Linked DNA regions of Homo sapiens: region 1 is linked to region 2. The links are chromatin loops, found by intact Hi-C in ENCODE. Cell type or tissue: heart right ventricle. All regions are shown on one strand. Region 1 overlaps PGR (progesterone receptor). Region 2 overlaps PGR (progesterone receptor).

Evidence for each region. Peaks named below come from ENCODE experiments on the same cell type or tissue, not always from the same donor. Only the 100,000 strongest peaks of a DNase experiment are listed, where the experiment ranks them.
Region 1: it touches region 2 in a loop (2.4-fold over the local background); 1 of 110 quality-filtered maps calls a loop at or near these places.

The regions. Positions count from the first base shown.
Region 1 is chr11:101,091,176-101,093,675 of GRCh38, forward strand. PGR (progesterone receptor) reads right to left here. Exons shown (of 8, transcript NM_000926.4): 3 at 585-701. Among named protein-coding and RNA genes, the nearest start is that of PGR, 37 kb to the right of the region's middle. In heart right ventricle, no CTCF peak of the experiment used is centred here; no DNase peak of the experiment used is centred here.
Region 2 is chr11:101,032,934-101,035,433 of GRCh38, forward strand. It overlaps PGR (progesterone receptor), which reads right to left. Exons shown (of 8, transcript NM_000926.4): 8 at 1-2,500. Among named protein-coding and RNA genes, the nearest start is that of PGR, 96 kb to the right of the region's middle. In heart right ventricle, no CTCF peak of the experiment used is centred here; a DNase peak (open chromatin) is centred at 1,368; H3K4me3 peaks cover 1,579 bases; H3K27ac peaks cover 1,623 bases.

The sequences.
Region 1 (2,500 bases), 58 kb after region 2:
CATTAATTTTTTAAATGTGTGCTATATTACTGAAAGTTTTAGAGATTCTAATAAAAATATGGGAAAAGGGAATTATTAATATAACTCTTCATCAAATGGATTCCTACCCCAGTTACAGTAATCTTGCTTTAATCAATCACTTGGAGAAGCTAGTAAGCAATGTACCTGACCAATTTGCAGAGTCAATTTTTTGAGCTGAAAGGAATGTTAATGCTCTCGTTTTACAGATAAGTAGACTGATGCCCAGGAAGAGCTGTGGTCACACAGGAGATGGGCAGCAAAGCCTAGACTCCCACACATGTTACTTAATGACAGGTCAGTACATTGCCCATTACCTCTACTTATAGGCAATATAGATGAATTGAGTTTTCTTCTCTTAACAGACCTCAATGTGCTAGAAAACTGTAAAGTTAATGGAATGGTATTGGTTGCTTCATTCAGACACTCACATGTGCAGAGTCACTGCCAATAATCAAGACAGAAAAAACAAAAACAAAGATGAATAAGAAATTGCAATTTTCTGACACACAGTTTTATAGTATAAAGATTACACAGTATATTATTGATGAAAACATCAGAATTACCTCCAAGGACCATGCCAGCCTGACAGCACTTTCTAAGGCGACATGCTGGGCAGTTTTTTCTGCGGATTTTATCAACGATGCAGTCATTTCTTCCAGCACATAAGTAGTTGTGCTGCCCTAAAAAAACAAAATGAGTCAAAATTATTTACAATATCTAAGATTCACTGGAAATTCTATGCAGTGACAACTGAAATAGAGACTAGATACACATCAGCAAGTGCATGACTCAGCCAGCTTCCTGCCTGGCACAGCTGAATGTTGGTGAAGCTATAAAACTGCTCAGTACTTTACCTGTGCCTTTAGGAGCCTAAATTAGGTGAGCATAGCTGAAGAATCAATCCTAGGGCTCCTTTAAAAATCTTTTGCAAGAGATTTCTGTTTATCTTCTTAATGGTGTCAGTATCAGATTGCCTTTAGATGTCATTTCAAGATTAGCTACACGTTTCTGATAAGCATTAGTTGTACCAGGTGGTCAAACTCTAGTAAAACCTTTCTTTCTGACATTGATGCCTTCAAGAAAACAGATACAGACTAAAGAATTGAAGAGGCCTCTGGAAAAGACCTTTTAAAAAAAAATCTAAATGCTTAGTTCTATTGGAAAAATCCCAGAGCTGGTTCTCTCTTTAAGGAATCAATGGAAGAGCATGTAAAAAAGATCACTTATTGTACTGAATTTAATACCTGCCTTATTTTGACTACACATTAGAAAATACCTTGAACAGAAATAATGATAAAGGAAGAACTTAAAACAGATAGAAGTACTCAATAAAGAGGAGAAACTTTATAGAAGTATAGACAATACACATCGCACATCACCCTGGGGTCACTTTGTGTAGAGGAAACTATGGATGCCTTTAAAAAGGTCTGGCACATGAATTTAATATTCAATAATGATTTTTAAACCACAAATATGTTAATAAGGCACGGAACAATCTAATTTATTTAGATTTAACAAAAATAAAAAAATTCAGCTTAAACATGTAAACGTTAATTTACTATTTTTGACACTCTCTTTTTTTCCCAATAAATTTCTTTAAAACAGACTGTGAGTCTTTTAATATCATCAGCCTACTTCAGCCTACTTATACTGCTGAAGCATGACACATAATTTTAAAAGATCATGGGATTTTCCTGTAGTATTTTACATTAGTTAAGATTAAAATCAGAGTCTTCTGGCCAAAGTTGGTAGTAAAGGAACTCAGAGGTACCTAAAACATGTACTTAATCAAGCAGGGGAAAGGATTAGCCTAAACGGCAAAGGGCAAAAATGCCAAAAGGCCTATATATGTGACAGCTGATATCAAGAAGGTTCCTGACCTCATGCATTTCTGGAAAAGCACAAATATTTTCTTAAAGATGCATGCCTCTATAAACTTATGTTCATGTACACTCACATAGTGTTCATCTCTTGTTTAGAGTCCCAGGAATTAAGCCTTCACCTAATAAAGGGTAACTGTGAAGCCTCATATCTTTGCTGACTTTTGTGCACATAGTGCCAGTCCTACAGGAGGTTAGCAGAGTGTACTGCATACTACTTTCTGATTTGACTCTAATTTTTTTTTTTTTTACCACAAGTTATATATTTAGGCTATAGGAGTGACTGTGAGAGCAAGGTGTGTGTAAGTCAGTCTATCAGTTGATCATCTATTTCTACCCTATACTGATATCTCACAAGAAGAGAGAACAGAAAATAGCAAGATTTTCTATTCTTTTTCTTTCAGACGGAGTTTCGCTCTTGTTGCCCAGCCTGGAAAGCAAAGGCACAGTCTCGGCTCACCACAACGTCCACCTCCTGGGTTCAAGGAACTTTCCTGCCTCAGCCTCTGAGTAGCTGGAATTACAGGCATGCACCACCACGCCTGGGTAATTTTGTATTTTTAGTAGAGACAGGGTTTCTGCATGTTGGTCAGGCTGGT
Region 2 (2,500 bases):
CTTTTCAACAAAAAATAATTAATTTAATGTTTTAGAGAGCCCTCCATGTAACTTTTGTAAATCATATTTAATCCTCTCAAAATACAAAGAACTTTGATATTTTCTTCTGTTTCTTTCAAATTTCAGTAAAAAGGCTTTAACTTAAACCCTTTGTGCTGATTTTTCTTATAAACATGCACAACTCAGAAAAGTTAAAATACACAGAATACTAAGATCAAAAGGAGATACTTTACTGGCTAAAGTGAAGAATTCTAAAGTCTGCCATGTGAAAATCTCTTCCTATCCCTAATCATAGCAAATTCAGGGCTTACTAGTTTAGGCAAATTCTGGAAAGTATTTCTACCTTATGGAGAACAAGCAGAGCCACATCTCTGTTTCAACAAGAATATGGTATGTTTGTATTAACTCTCCACATACCTTTTTTGGTTATTCTCATGAATTTTAAAGCCCTTAGAAAAAGATAACTTAATTGTATGTAATATATTATGACCCCAAAGCTCTGGATCTTAACCTAGTTTAGGAAAGCTATGATAGAAGTCCATTGACTAACTATTATTTAAAAAGCAATGACATTTTATACTATCAAGTTAAGGCTGCACAAAATATATCAAATCTGTGTGGATATAATTGTTATTCATGCTGCTCAGCAGCTTTCATTGATATGTCTTTGAATAACAAAACATTAAGAAAACACAATAACTATTTCTTAATAGAAGTACAGTTTGGTGGATAGATACTTCAAGGTATAGACTTTTCTGGGGGAGGAGAAAATAAAAGGTATTTTTAGTGGCAAAAAGCTTGAAACCACTGCTGTCTAAAATAATTCATAACAGTAAAAATGCAGATTAGTAAACGTCATAGACAAAGAGATCAGAAACTTAACATATAACTGACAAGACAAAAACATTTAACTGGGCTTCATTTAGAATAATTTATATCTGATAAATTGAATACATCAGGATTTGATGTATTAAGAGCAATTTCAAAAGATAATAAAAATAAGCTATAGCATATGTCCTGAAAACTATTTACAATACCATTTAAATATTTTATTCATATCTATCCGAATATTGACCAGGACACTAATGCCACACTGCAGAGTTAATAATCTGTGCATTTTCTTTACCGTAATGGACAGAGTATGCTTTCTTAGCTGCCTGATTCACATTTCTCTAAAAATGCTTTATCGGTTAAAGCTTTCAACCAGCTTAAAAATAATGCCTCTCCCATGTCTCCATGAGTGGAAAAAAAGCAAACAAACCTGTGTTTAACAATAAGGTCAGCATGACATACAGCAACAAGAGCCAGTAAATCGAAAATGAGGCTGACATTCTGGGACTAGGCCAGCAGTCCTGCAACAGTCTTCCAGACTCCACAGCTGCATAAGGCTGCGGACAAGCTTGGGCGCAGCCCCTGTGCCTGTGACCTGAGCTCTGCCTTGGAATGAGGTCAACTCCAAGGAGGAGAACAAACCCCTTGGTGTTTTTCTTTGCTTTGGTTATAGGATATTCAGAGAAGGTATGTATTGAATAATTTCTGCCATGAACAGCTGCTGTGTTTAACTTACTACCAACACCCCCAAATTCTTAAATTTTCTCCAGTGACAGGGTGGACAAATTATTGAAGAAAACTGTTCTTTCCTGCTTCTTTTCAGCTTTTAAGGCCACATTGATTCTAGGCCGAACTTTAGAAGTGTAGGTTCTATTAGCTCCAGCTAACTGATGGTCTGTAAGGCCTTCTTTCCTAAGTTTATTAATAAATAGGGATGTGATCCAACCTGAACTCAATAATCTAGGCCCAGTTCAGCTTGGATTCATCTTATGGATGTTGACTAATCTGGCTTGGATTATATTTTATAATATGGGTGAAGAGTCAGTTGTTTTACTGCTTTTTGTTCAATTTTGTATTTAGTAAGGACCATAGAGTGTGGAATAATGGTACATTAAATAGTCCACAGATGCTAGGGAGAAACAGAGATTGTTGTTTTCACTCAGCCATGAATAAGAAAAAAAGAAACCACAAAACCTAGGTGATGTTCTTTTCATTAAAATGATTTCATGACTTAGTGAAGTAAGGATAAGCAATTTAGGACTTGGTGAACTTTTGCTAGACTATCTGGCTATGTATTTTCTGTAAAATTTTAAGAGATGTAGAAATTTCCCACATCCAATGGCTATTGAACAGGCATACTTTGGGAAAAACAAACTTATGCCATTACTTGTCTCCTTGTCCACTTCACTTTATCAGTGGGGACCACAGTTGTTGAGCTATTGAATACAAAAATAGAGTATCTTTAAATTTGAAAAAAAATGTATGTTTTGGCAAGTTTTGAATGCTTCTTATGCACATGGCTCTGGAGTTGTAAAAGTTTTTAAAATGATTCATATTCTATCCTGACTTCTGATGTGTGAAGGATAAGTATGGATGAGAGAAACTGCTCAGGTATTCACAGCAAAAACTAAAAATGTAATAGCCATCCTTCCAAAGCAATAAAAGACAG